2 separate regions of the Homo sapiens genome follow, and region 1 is linked to region 2. The links are chromatin contacts, found by Hi-C in ENCODE. All regions are on one chromosome and are shown on one strand. The core of a region is the stretch at or near the end of the contact, and the rest is flanking DNA. Distances in the headings are between cores, read along the strand shown. Region 1 overlaps LOC101927200 (a long non-coding RNA gene). Region 2 overlaps PPP1R16B (protein phosphatase 1 regulatory subunit 16B).

What was found. Hi-C counts contacts between places; a loop is a spot of excess contacts on that map. Pooled maps may share reads with other maps.
Region 1: a map with no recorded cell type shows a loop between it and region 2 (17-fold over the local background). The contact joins two enhancer-like sites. A Hi-C loop is called at or near these places in 2 of 37 single-sample maps with no recorded cell type and 3 of 50 pooled maps.

Annotation. Positions count from the first base shown.
Region 1 is chr20:43,747,756-43,754,812 of GRCh38, forward strand. The region is part of intron 1 of LOC101927200 (a long non-coding RNA gene); the gene reads left to right. Among named protein-coding and RNA genes, the nearest start is that of GTSF1L, 24 kb to the left of the region's middle. RefSeq lists a silencer at 2,109-2,268 and enhancers at 3,708-3,907, 4,098-4,167, 4,668-4,747. Within about 2 kb of position 4,913, at least 3 of the 41 ENCODE cell types and tissues checked have a DNase peak (open chromatin) inside an H3K27ac peak, as active enhancers do.
Region 2 is chr20:38,872,283-38,879,489 of GRCh38, forward strand. The region is part of intron 2 of PPP1R16B (protein phosphatase 1 regulatory subunit 16B); the gene reads left to right. It also overlaps the pseudogene RN7SL116P. Among named protein-coding and RNA genes, the nearest start is that of FAM83D, 51 kb to the right of the region's middle. RefSeq lists an enhancer at 1,006-1,325. Within about 2 kb of position 3,314, at least 16 of the 41 ENCODE cell types and tissues checked have a DNase peak (open chromatin) inside an H3K27ac peak, as active enhancers do.

The sequences.
Region 1 (7,057 bases), core at 3,663-6,162, 4.9 Mb after region 2:
TTTCTCCATGTTGGTCAGGCTGGTCTGGAACTCCCGAGCTCAGGTGATCCGCCCACGTCGGCCCCCTAAAGTGCTGAGATTACAGGCGTGAGCCACTACGCCTGGCCTAAACCTCTTTTCTTTATAAATTACCCAGTCTCAGGTAGTTCTTTATAGCAGTGTGAGAATGGACTAATACACATGTGTTTTAATGCATCTTAGCGGGGCTGATCATAAACATATTTGACAACTGAATGGCACAGGCATCAACGAATCAGAACGGATGCTAGCAGTAAATAGCCATGAATGTCTCTGGGACTCATAACTGAACTGAAAGGGGCTCAATTTTCCCCACCCGCCTGGTGATTGGGGTGCTCATAGTCCCCCAAGAGTGGGTTCCTGCTGTTTTCACCCCACCATCCTGGCCTCCAGAAATCCACTCTGAGCTTTGAGCTTCCATACAGGGAGCTCAGGGGAGGGTAGGGAAGAAGAAAGGAGCGTGGGGGTGGGGGGAGGGCTGCTGCCTGGAGCTGCCTCTCACACAGGACCCCCTGGATGGTCACTCTGTTTCTGGGATATTTAACCCCTGAAACTGTCCCCTGAGCAGCTGTGTCACCCCTGACCTGCTGCTCAGTGTCACCCCCTCTTTTATTTTAAGAAACAGAGTCTTACTCTGTTGCCCAGGCAGGAGTGCAGTGGTGCAATCATAGCTAACTACAGCCTCAAACTCCTGAGCTTAAGCAATCCTCCTGCCTTAAGCAACCCTCCTGAGTAGCTGGGACTACAGATGCATGCCACCATGCCTGGCTAATTTTTAAATGATATTTTGTAGAGACAAGATGTTGCTATGTTGCTCAGGCTGGTCTCAGATTTCTGGGCTCAACCAATCCTCTTGCCTTGACCTCCCAAAGTGTTGGGATTATAGGCGTGAGCCACTGCGCCTAGCCTCATCTCTCCTGTTTTCATGTGTGCCTTTGTAAATTACTTGTATTTCACTGGTTACTTTTTGTTTCTATAACATGTTTTATTGTGACACATAAAATGCAGGAAAAAATGCATAAAGCTCATATGTGCAGGTTAACACAGGACTGTAAAAATATCCTACACAAAGAAGGAGAACTGGGTTCCCTGGGGCCCCCACCATCTCTTCCCATGACAGCCTCCTGATCCCCAGAGAAAAGCACTATCTTTTTTTTTTTTTTTTTTGAGATGGAGTCTCTCTCTGCCGCCCAGGCTGGAGTGCAGTGGCACAGTCTCAGCTCACTGTAACCTCTGCCTCCCGGGTTCAAGCGATTCTTCTGCCTCAGCCTCCCGAGTAGCTGGGACTACAGGCGTGCACCACTACACTGGGCTAATTTTTGTATTTTTAGTAGAGACAGGGTTTCACCATGTTGGTCAGGCAGGTCTCAATATTCTGACCTCAAGTGATCCGCCCACCTCGGCCTCCCAAAGTGCTGGGATTTACAGGCGTGAGCCACTGTGCCTGGCTATCCTAATTTTTATAACGCTAATTTCTTTGCTGTTCTTTATAGTTTCACCACTTAGGAAAGCCCTTGTTTGTTTTGTTTGTAAAATGACAGTCTTTTTATTTATGAAAATCTTGGTAATCCTGGTTTTGTTTTCATCCCCTCCCCACCATGTCCCCTCCTCTCCCCCAGCCCACCATTTATGGCAAGTGAAATCCACCTCTGTTTACTGTGGGTATTCATTTCTCTCTTAACATGAATTATAATACATAAATACGTTTATTAAAAATTTTTTTTTGAGACAGGGTCTCGCTCTGTTGCCCAAGTTGAAGTGCAGTGGGTGATCATAGCTCCCTGCAGCCTCCAACTCTTGGGCTCAAGCGATCCATCCTCCTGCCTCAGCCTTCTGAATAGCTGGGACTACAGGAGACAGCCACCACCACACCCGGCAATTCAGAGAAAAATTAAGTAAAGAATAGCATGTATAAATGAGATGGGCAAGATGATGAAGGTGGTACCCAAAGAACTGAAGTTTGGGAAACGTTGATTATCTTCCATTTATGAAGAAAAAAAAAGTCTTGGGGAGGTCTCTGGAGGGTCAGGGACTGGAATCCAGGTGCGCTGACCTAGGCCGACGTGGGCCACCGGGACACCACAGCCCTTGGGGCGCCGGCGGCCGGTGTTCCTTCAGGGAGCCCAGAGGCTGCAGTGCCGCTATGCACCACCAGAGGGCAGCACGGCCCCGGCTTGCGGCTCCCGGCCACTTCCCACGCGGGCGGCTGGGGTGGCGCTGGGCGGCTCTCCCTGGGGATTCGGGTTTGCCTGGACTCATCTTAGTCCAGAGATCCTCAAACGAGCTCTGGGACACACTCCCTTCTAAATTACCTGGGTGCTTGTTAACAGTGTAGAGTTTGGGGCCTTCCTGGACCTACAGAATCAGCATCCCTGAAGCTCCAGGTGTGTGGCGTGGGAGCTAGGGGGTTTGGACAGTGGGGTGCTGGTCAGGGGAGTTTTGAGAACACTGCTCCAGGGAGGTGGGCACTGTCTCCCAGGGTCAGAGTTTGGGGGTGATGTGTGTGTGTGTGCGGAGGATTATCACACACACCGAGAGGGATTGCCGGTCGGAAGCCTGGGCTTGCATTTGGGCCCACCTCTTACTTGGATGGGTGGCAAATTCTTCGTTAAGCATTTTGCATCTACGCACCCTCCATTTGACCACCCATCCATCCATCATCCATAAATATATGATAACTAAACCCTTACCATGTGTCCCTTCTGTGTGTGGAGATATAGTGGTGAGCAACACAGACAGCGTCCCTGCCCTCCTAGAATTCATGCCTGTGTGGAGGAGCCAGATAGCAGCAAATAATCCCTCAAATATAAAATTACATGTTAGGCTGAGCGCAGTGGCTCACACTTGTAATTGCAACACTTTGGGAGGCCAAGGTGGGAGGGTTGCTTGAGGCCAGGAGTTCAAGACCAGCCTGGGCGATATAGCAAGACCCCATCTTTACAAAAAATTTAAAATAAAATTACAATTTATAGGAGCTGCCTTGAAGGAGGAGGGATTCATAGGGTGCTGTGTGGATGAAAAGAGCTCTAGGAACCTGAGGATGTGAAGGATTCTTCCCTTAGGAAATTATGCTTGAATTGAGATCTGAGGGTGAGAAGGAGTGAACCAGGTGGAGTCAGAGGGAAGAGTGTTTCAGACAGAGGAAACTCATGTGCAAAGGCCCTGAGGTGGAAATGAGCTCACTGCCTTGGCAGAAGAGTGTGGTTGGAGCAGGAAGGAAGAGAGGGACTGGCTAGACCTGGGGTGTGGGCAGTAGACAAGGACCAGTACCCTCAGGTTCTCAAATTTCCCATCTTCAAATGGGGCAACAAGAGAACCATCTATCTTGCAAAGAGGATAACATGTAATGATGAGCCCAAAGCATCTAATGTAGTGCCTGGTACACAGTTGGTGTCAATATTGGGGGTGGGGGTGGATCTGGGCAGAGGGTACAGCCTGGTTAGAGAGCTGTGGGGAAGCACTGGGCAACTGCGGGGACCAGAGCTGTCTTGGCCACCTGCAGGGACCAGCTGAGAAGTGTGTTTAACCACAGTGAACATTACCGTTGGCATCGCTGTCTTGTTGAAAACAAAGTGAAATTGGAGAACATACTGTTGTCTTGAACTAGGCCAAGATGACTAATTATTAGACTCACTTTTGAAAGGTTACCATATACAGACATGCGCTGAGGTGGAGAGAGGAGAGTTTGGAAATCTGATTCATTCTGAAACCCCAATAGATGGAACTCTTGCTCAGTTTCTGAGCATAATGACTGTGAACATTCGGTTTAACGCAGCTGTCACCACAGGCAAGGTGCAAAACAAAATGTTTCGTACCAGCTCCTTGGAGTGTCATGGGGCAGCTCATGGCAGCCCTGGGGAGATCTCTGCTAGATGGTGAAGGGTGTGCAACGTGGGTGCTGGTGTTGGGGAATTGAGGGGACGCCAGACCTCAAATCTGGGATCTGAGTCTGAGGGATGGCTTTGCCACAAGTGGACCATGTGGCTTAGGTTAACTTCCTCCTTTCTTTGGGCCTTAGTTTCCTCATCTGGAAAATGAAGGGCTAGACCAGATGCTCTCCAAGAACTTCTCTAGTTTTGTTGTTCTATGGCCTTTGCTGGTGGTGTGACTTTGGATGTTACCTTCAGCTCCTGGGTTTTAGTTTCCTTTTGAGCATTTTAGAGTTCCCCAAGAGTGTTGGTTTATTTCACTCCCCATTTGCTGCCCCCACCAATGAAGTCTAGCGACTCGAAATCTCCTTCTCCAGACTCCACTGAGAACAAACCACCCTAGTTCCTTGCCCTGTGGGTCAGTGGTTTAATCTGGGGATGCGTGAGTCCCTTGGTCCTGTCTGGAGATGCATAAATCCACTGTGGCCCGATGTGGGGATTCCAAGTCCTTGAGGTCTAATCTGGGGATGCATGTGGTCCAGTACTCACAGACCCAAGGGGGCCTGAAGGCACCTGGACCCTTCAGGAAGTCCTGTCTCTGGGACTTACAAGGGAACATTCGTGAAGCTGGTATCAGGGCTGAACGTGGATTGGGGCTTTCTGAGGGCCAAGTGCAGGCACTCATTTCCTTCTCACATTATTCCCACCTCTGAGGGGCAGAGGGTCTAAGTAATTTTCCCAAGGCCACACAGGGAGCAAGGGGCAGAGGTGGCATGTGTGCCCAAGCCTGTTTGATTCAAACTGTCGTTAACTTTGGAAACTGACCCCACCATCTCATTTATTTCTCACAACAAATACATCCATTAACAGGTATCAAGGCTTAGAGGCTTCATAGCAAAACAGAGTGGAGACCTGGTAGGTAAGCAGGCAGCTTCCAGATTTCTCCACCCAGCCCCCACTTCCTGGCCAGGAACTGGAGGCAGGGAAGTTCCATTGCCCATATAGCTGCATGACTTTTCATTTGCCCGTTCCTGTGGTCAGACTCAGTGGTGTGAGACTTCCTGTGGTTGAGCCGAGTGATGCAAGAACGTCGCTGTGCAGGGCTGTGGTCCTACACCGTCCACTTTATTGGTTGTCTAAGACATCTTCAATGGTAAAATGGGAAAGGCATAGTTTTTGTCCTGAACGTTGTCCTTACACCTAAGCCAGACTTGATCAGATGCCACATGGGGCGTATCCTCCTGAGCATCCCACGTCTACCGCCTGCCTTGGATGTCTGACATCAAGTATGTAAGTGCTTGTGTCTGGACCTGAACTTCACTCCAAATAGCGGGGTTGGCTACAGGTCAGTTACCCATGTGAGATTATAGTGCCCTGACTGGTTATTCTTTTTTTTTCTTTTCTTTTCTTAAGACAGGGTCTAGCTCGGTTGCCCAGGCTGCCGTGCAGTGGTGTGATTGCTCTGCCTCCTGGGCTCAAGCCATCCCCCCACCTCAGCCTCCTGAGTAGCTTGAACTACAGGCATGCACCACTGTGCCAGCTAACTTTTGCATTTTAGTAGGGATGGGGTTTTGCTATGTTGGCCAGGCTGGTCTTGAACTCATGGCCTCAAGTGATCCACCCACCTTGGCCTCCCAAAGTGATGAGATTACAGGCGTGAGCCACTGTGCCTGGCCACCTGACTGGTTATTCTTATCAAGATGAGAACAGAACTGAAATTGAACATAAGCCACCATTAATTATCATCAGTAATGTATTTAAGAATATAAGGCATAATTTTAAGTTACACTAAAATAAATATAAATGGCTTGACACAAGTAAACGTTCTTGCTCAACCCTTGATACCCTCTAGGGATGGATCTGAAGATCCATCCCCTAGACACATGAATATGATTTTTCAAATCATTATTATTACAGTTTTATAGAGACAGGGTCTTACTCTGTTGCCTAGGCTGGAGTACAGTGGTGTGACCACGGCTTACTCCTGGGCTCGAACTCCTGGGCTCCAGAGATCCTCTGTATTCATCTGTTCTCGCACTGCTGTAAAGAAATACCTGAGACTGGGTAATTTATAAAGAAAAGAGGTTTAATTGCCACATGATTCTGCAGGCAATACAGATGCTGGCATCTGCTTGGCTTCTGAGGAGGCCTCAGAAAGCTTCCAGTCATGGTAGAAGGTGAAGGAGAAGCACACGCATCGCATGGCCAGAGTAGGAGTGAGTGGAAAATGGGGCACTGCTACACACTCTTTTTTTTTTTTTTTTTTGAGGCAGAGTCTTGCTCTGTCACCCAGGCTGGAGTGCAGTGGCGTGATCTCAGCTCACTGCAAGTTCCGCCTCCTGGGTTCACGCCATTCTCCTGCCTCAGCCTCCCAAGTAGCTGGGACTACAGGCGCACACCACCACGCCCGGCTAATTTTTTGTATTTTTGTAGTAGAGACGGGGTTTCACCGTGTTAGCCAGGATGTTCTTGATCTCCTGACCTCGTGATCTGCTTGCCTGGGCCTCCCAAAGTGCTGGGATTACAGGCGTGAGCCACCGCACCCGGCCTGCTACACATTTTTAAACAACCAGATCTTGCAATAACTCACTCACTCACACAACAATAACAGTACCAAGGGGATGTCGTTAAACCATTTGTGAAGGACCACCCTCATGATCTAGTCACCTCCCACCAGGCCCCACCTCCAACCCCAGGGATTACAATTCAACATGCTATTTAGGCGGGGACACAGATCCAAACAATATCTTCCTCTCACGTAGCTGGGACTAGAGGTGTGCGCCACCAAGCTCGGCCTCTGGTTTTTCAAATGATATCCCAAATCGGAGCTCCTCTCACCACTTCCACTTTGCCACTTTTATTCAAGCCACTAGCCAACAACGTGGGTTATGACAGAAACAGAAGCCTCCGCGCTCCTTTCCTCCTCCAAACTTGCTCACCTTGTAGGTGACTCTCTATGCTGCGGGATCTGTTAAGGCTTGAGTCAGATGGCAAAGTCTCTGCTCGAGGCCCTCCGATGGTTTCCCTTCCACCAGGAGTCAAAGCCCAAGTTCTTACCAGGGCCTCCGTGACCTCACTGGGTCTGCCCTGGTTCTTCTCTGGGCTCATCTCCTGCTGTTCTGCTTTTGCTCACTTCGTTCCAGCCTCTCTGGCCTCCGCGCTATTCCTTC
Region 2 (7,207 bases), core at 2,064-4,563:
GCATTCCAGACTAGGGAAGCAGATTGCAAGCTCTGAGAGGGCAGACTGGCGTCTGTCTGGTTCACTGCTGTAGCCCTGCACCTGGTGCAGAGTTGGTGCCTGGCGAACATTTGCGGAGCGGGAAAGGAGGGAGAGAGGAGTTGGGCATTTCTAGAGCGCAGGAGGCAGAGAAGACTGGTTAGAGAGGAAGCTGGAGACACCATTCTCAAACTTGACAGTGCACTGGAATCACTGGCAGGGTTTGTTAAAGCGTAGATTGTTAGACACCCCCCTCCTGCAGGGTTCCTGATCCAGCAGGGCTGGGGTAGGGCCACCGGATTTGCATTGCCAGCAAATTCCCAGGTGCTGCTGCTGCTGCTGGTCCAGGGATCACTGAGAACCACTGGGCTAGACCACGAACCCTGTGAAGGCAGAGAGGAGCCAGGAGAGGTTTCTGAGAAGGAGAGAGGGGAGCACTTAGGTTTGTGATTTAGAAAACTGTGGGTGTGCGGCACGGTGGCGCATGCCCGTAGTCCCAGCTACTCGGTAGGCTGAAGCAGGAGGATCACTTGGGTCTGGGAGATCTGGGCTGTAGTGCGCTATGCTGATCGGGTGTCGGCACTAAGTTTGGCATTAATATGGTGACCTCCCGGGAGCGGAGGACCATCAGGGTGCCTAAGGAGGGATGAAGTGGCCCAGGTCGGAAACAGAGCAGGTCAAAACTCCCCTGCTGATCAGAAAACTGTGCATGGCTGCTGAGGACAGGGGTTTCCACCTCCGTCCCACCTCTCCTGCCAGGGCAGTGGCACCCTTAGCTCAGGAGGGTGCGTCAGGACCCAGTTCCATCCTCACACGGTGGGGAAGCCTGGGCTGTGCTCCCAGAACAAGAAACAGACCTGGGTGATGAGTGACAAATGTGGACGGTTCTCTGCACTGTGGGTGGAAATAGAAACCCTTAGTCAGCTGTGGGGTTCAGCAAAGAATTTCCCTGGTTAACGGAAACTTGACTGGCTGTGGGTGAGGGGGAGGTTGGGTTCTGAGACGTCTGGGAGGCCTGGGCTCTTCGGTTCTCGTGGTGCCCAGCTCAGCGTGATGCCTTCAGGTTTGAGACCACTTCCTCCTGTTGAGCCTCTTCTCTGGGGGCACTCATTATGTATGCTGCGTAACAAATCACCCCAAAAGGTGTTAAGTGAAAGTAACAACAGATGTCTGTGTTCTCACAGTTTCTGTGAGTCAGGAACCCGGGGTCGCTGGGTGGTTTGGGCTCAGGGTCTCTCAGGAGGCTGTCGTCAATATGTGGGCCAAGGCCTGACTGGGTTAGGGGATCTGATTCTAAGATGGCGCTCACACGCTGTTGGCAGGAGGCCTCACTCCCTCACTGGTGGTCTTTTCACAGGACTGCTAAGTCCACACTATGACAGCTGGCTTTCCCAGAACAGGTGATCCAAGGGGCAAGACAGAAGCTGAAACATCTTTTTTTTGTTTTTTTTTTTTTGAGATGGAGTCTCACTCTGTTGCCCAGGCTGGCGTGATCTCAGCTCACTGCAACCTCTGCCTCCTGGGTTCAACCGATTCTCCTACCTCAGCCTCCCAGGTAGCTGGGATTACAGGCATGTGCCACCACACTCGGCTAATTTTTGTATTTTTAGTAGAGACAGGGTTTCACCATGTTGGCCAGGATGGTCTCAAACTCCTAACCTCAGGTTATCTGCCCGCCTCGGCCTCCCAAAGTTCTGGGATTACAGGCATGAGCCACCGTGCCTGGCCAGCTGAAACATCTTTTATGACCCAGACTCACAAGGCACACTCCATCCTATTGGTGACACATTAGCCCTGTTCACTGGGGGAGGGAACTGGACAAGAAGGTGAATCCTAGGAGGCTGGGGTACTTGGGTGGCATCTTGGAGACTGACCACAATGCCCAAACTGCCCTTTGGCCTTATCTTGTAGTCAGTCCACAGATCTCCAAAGATAACTGTATCTGGTGCTGCTATTTGTTGTCTTGGAGCTTGAAGACTGGGCCCTACATTCCTGAGGGGTGCCTGCTGGAGCCAGGAGGTGGGGTAGGGGAGAGCCAGCTAGTAGCTAAACACTTTACTCATTCCAGACACTATGGTCAGCACTTTATAATCTAATTCTCAGACAACCTTATGAGATTATAGTCCCCATTCTACAGATGGGGAAACTGAGGCTCAGATAGAGGAGATGACACATCTGAGATCAAACCACTGGGAAATGGTGGGGTCTGAATTCTGAACCACTACACGTGTGTCTTCATACCAGGTGCAATGCTTAGGTAGACTGCATATTCCCCAACAGTGTGCTTTGATGGCTTCTCTCCAGGGTGGAAGTGGTTGGAGCAAAGGTCAGACTGGCCCTTTCATCCCTTGGGCTCAGAGCCTGGCACTAGGCTTGCTGGCAGAAGAGGAAACAGGAAGGCTTTGGGCTGCATGCAGATCCCCAACTCTTAAAACCTGGGGTCAAGTTTGGCTCTCTCATACATTCTCATGGTGGAGCAAGCATGGGTCAAGTGTGGGGGTATTGGAGCCTCTTACCAGCTGAGTAGATTGGGGCAAGTTAATTAAACTCACTGTGCCTCAGTATCCCCAACTGTAAAATAGGAGCTCATTAGAGCCTGCCTCACATTTGCCTTGGGCTGTTGTAAGCATTAAATGAGATCATTTCCTACACATGCTAGACTCAGGGCTGGGCAACAGCAAGTGCTCAGTAAACATGAGCTCTTCTTATCGCAGGCTTGTTAGATGCTGATATGCATCTGCTGTCTGTTCCCACATCTGGCTGAGCTGTGAGGATACGAGGGTTGAAGACCATGGCATTTTTGTCTATTGCTGGGAGCATCAGCAAATGATCCATCCTGCAGGTCCGAGAGCTCAGGACATTTTCAGCAAATGGCTCCCAAGTCCCATACATCACTCTACCTACATCCTGTCCTGGTCCTCTCTGAGCCAGGAACAGAGGGTTCCAGAAGCCCTGGAAAACTTGCAGCTTGCTCCCCTCCGGGCCCAGCCAGCTACTCTCTAGCTGTTCCTGTCTGATAAGAGAGTGGATTTTTCCATTTCCTGCAGCAGAAATGCTCCTGTTTCCTCTCTGCCCACCCAGCTGCCCTGGTTTCTGCTGCTGCACGGGCAGAAGATGGGTATCTGGAAGTCACAGGAGATTGTGCAGCATGCAGGGAGAGTAGCAGGACAGGGCCCCCCAGGCAGGTGGGGCTGCAAGGCAGTCAGCATACCTTGCAGGAGCCAGACTTCTCTGTTTTGTTTTGACATGGGAACCGAGTCTGTATCAGAAATGACAAAATCAAACACCCGCAAACAAAACCCCCCAGCGAAGCAAACAGGAAGCAGGGTCTGGATAAAAATACCATCCTTTTTGCAGCTGCAGCCTCCACCATGCAGGTTTCAGAAGGTCACGCTCTTGACAGGAAATGTGGCTGCTTTCAGAGGGGAGAGGTGGCTGAGTTGGGGCCGGGGGTAGAGACAGTGGGGACAGCCAGAAGCAACAGCAGGCTCTCGGGGGAGGTTCGTGCACCTTTCACTTCTTGACAGGTGAAGGAACTGGGCCCGATCTGTCTGTTCCCTTCCTGGCCACGATCCCAGGGTTCACCTTGGACTTATATTTGTTTCTTCCTCTCCTACCAGGGACCAGGAGACTTTTATTGTGAGGGTGAAATGAGACTGTGGTTTTGAACTTTTTTTTTTTTTTTTTTTTGAGATGGAGTTTCGCTCTTGTTGCCCAGGCTGGAGTGCAATGGTGGGATCTTAACTCACTGCAACTCCGCCTCCCGGGTTCGGGCGATTCTCCTGCTTCAGCCTCCCAAGTAGCTGGGATTACAGGTGCCTACCACCATGCCCAGCTAAATTTTTGTATTTTTGGTAGAGACAGGTTTCACCATGTTGGCCAGGCTGGTCTCGAACTCCTGACCTCAGGTGATCTGCCCGCCTTGGCCTCCCAAAGTGCTTGGATTACAAGCATGAGCCACCACTCTCAGCCATTGAACATATTTTGTTAGCTGAAAAGCATTACCCTGAGGATCAGCAAAGTTTTTCTGCAAAGGGCTAGATAAGAAATATTTTCGGCTGTGTGGCCATATGGTCTCTGTCTAACTCCTCAGCTGTGCTGCTGGAGCCTCAAAACAGCCATAGGCAATGCATAACAAGGGAGCGTGTGTTCCAATTAGTTTTTGGACACTGATATGCCACTTTCATGTAATGTTCATGTATTGCCAAATATTACTCTTCTTTGATTTTTTTCAACCATTAAAAAAAAAATAGAAGCCATTCTCAGCTTGCAAGCAGTATAAAATTAAGCCAGATTTGGTTTGTAGACCACAGTGTGCCAACCCCTGCACTCTCCAAACAAAATGGTTTGTATTATTGTTGCTATTTAACTTCCTACTCAATACAGGAATCCCAGCTTTAGCACTTCCTTCATGGGGTCAGCCAGGTTGAGACTTTGTTTCTGCACTAGCTACTTTGAGCAGAAATAGAGTTCTTACCACTTGGCTATCATTCTGCGGAAGGTTTTTGTTTTTTAGTGAAATTGAGAAGTTCTGATTATAAAGGTAGTACATATGGATTTTAAAATGCTTGGGAAATACTGGCAAACACAAAATAAAAATCCCTGATAAATCATAGCTACTGTATTTTTTTTCCAATGAAAAGTGTGTGGATGTATGGAAAGCATTTTTTTCCTTTCCAGTTGAGATTCCATTGAATGTAAAGTTTTGACTCTTTGTTTTTCCATTCTATGTTATATATCAAGCATTTTCCCATGTCATTAGAAATTCCTCAAAGATACCAGCTGCAGAATATTCCATTATATGGATGTTTCATAATTTACCAAATCAACCTCCAATTGTTTAGGCATTTGGGTTGCTTCCAGGATTTCTCACTTATAAACAATATGCATATAAACAATGCTGCTGTGAACATCCTTGTTCGTAAATCTTTGTCTGCCCTCTGATCTTTTCTTTAGGGAGAATGTGTGCTGAAAATTCCTAGGAAAACTGTGCTTCTGACTTATATACTAACTTTTTTTTTTTTTTGAGTTGGAGTCTCGCTCTTGTTGCCCACGCTGGAGTGCAATGGTGCGACCTCGGCCCACTGCAACCTCCACCTCCCAGGTTCAAGCAATTCTCCACCTCAGCCTCCTGAGTAGCTGGGATTACAGGCACCCACCACCACGCCCGGCTAATTTTTTTTGTATTTTTAGTAGAGATGGGGTTTCACCATGTTGGCCAGGCTGATCTCGAAATCCTGACGTCAGGTGATCCATCCGCCTCGGGCTCCCAAAGTGCTGGGATTACAGGTGTGAGTCACCACACCCAGCCTATACTAACCATTTTTGCTTTACTGAATTTGACTTTGCTGATTATGCAGTTCATAAGGTTTCCTCACTGATAATGACTTCATTCTCCCCTCCTGCACCGCTAGCCCCAGGCGACCACTGATCTGCTTTCTGTTTATAATTTCATTTTGAAGTATCTCATTTTTGATCAGCCTAAAGTTGATTACCTCCTTATTTGCTCAGAATTCCATTCTTCATAATAGTAATGCTGCCACCTCCACTTTCTTTGTGTTTGTGTTTGCCTGTTTTATATTTGAACATTCCTTTAATTTTAGTCTCCGTTATTTTGTTTGGAATATATCTCTTGTAAGCAGCACACAGTTGTTTTTTTTTTTTTTTTTTTTTTTTTTTGGCAACCAAATCATTGCTGCTTTATGGGAAGGATAAATGATTCAATTTACTCATCTGGTACATGTTTGGATGTCGGTCATCTTGCTTCGTGATTTGTGGCATTTATTTCTTTTATTATTTCTTTCATTTTGTGACTTTAATGAATACTGTGTTGATTTGCATTTATCTTTTCCATCGATAATATGGAAGATACAAGTAGTGACTTCAATTTCTTATGTGGTTACCTTTAAAATTTTCAGAAATCTTGTTTTATTTCCCCAGGCAGACACTTGTTCATGTCCTATGTAATACAGGGCTGAGGCAGAGTAGCATCTTTAGGAAAGACCAAAATTGAAAGCCAAGGCAGAGACAGGGGAGGTAGTTTTGGGACAGCAGAACAGGACCAGGGAAATCAGAGGGAAGCTTCAGAGTGGACAGGTGTGAGCTGAAGGAACTTCCCCCTTCATACACAGCTTGTTGCCTTTTCCTAAACATTGATAGGAATGGATTTTATTCTTGGCTATATTTGAGTGAGGGTCCCTTGTAATTAGTCATGCCTGAAATACCAGTTATGTATGGAATCAACCAGACTAGAATTTGAGTCTCAGTGCTTACTAGCTAAATAATCTTGGGAAAATCATATAAGTTATCTGTCAAATGGTCTAATAATAGCACCTAAGTCATGTGGTTGTTGTGGGGATTGAGGCATCCCAGGGATCTGGGATAATACATGTAACATCCTGGTACAGTGCCTTATACTTGGAAAATAGTCAATGAATGTTAGATGCTATTATGATGGCTGTGAAGCTATTACAGTGTTTATATGCATGTATCTCCTACCTGCAGGGCTGGAAATATTTTTATCTATTACTTGCCTGGAGATATAAAGTAAATGGACTATTTTTAAAAATTCAGGATTGATAGCTGGAAGGAGAAGTGAGGTGAGAGATGGGTTTTAGAGAGCAAGAGCGAGTCAGAAAGAGGCATTCAGGGCATCTGGGGAGAGGGGAATTGGGATAAGAGCAGATACCTTGGAGAGCTCCCGGACGGCCAGTGCGTGTTTAGGCGGGCCAGGCTCTGCGGAGCGGAAGGGAGATCAGGTCCCTAGGTCTGCAGTGAAGCTGTAAGGAGAGGTGCTGGGAGAATTCTGGAGGTAGAATCAGTAAAGAACAGGGGCCTGGTGCAGCGGGGGTCTGATGTATTTATGAATAGAATGAGGAAGTTCCAAGTTCGTGTTTCTGGATAAGGGGGACCCTTGCCTTCAGTCTCTGAGATTAAGTACAGTGAGGGGTAAGAGAAGGGGAAGGAAGGGAGAAGAAGAGAGAGGGAAGGGTCCAAGGCACACAGTCTTTGCAGCTTTGGTGGAGAAATCTTACAGGCCCATATCATCTTCACGGTAGCTGAGTTAAATGCAGTTCTCCCTCCCTTTGAGGAAATCGAATACACAAATGTCCCCTCACACATTAGGAAGTGATTCCCCACCTCACCCCAACCTCCATGTGTCAGAAAGACTATACATATTGAAAAAGAT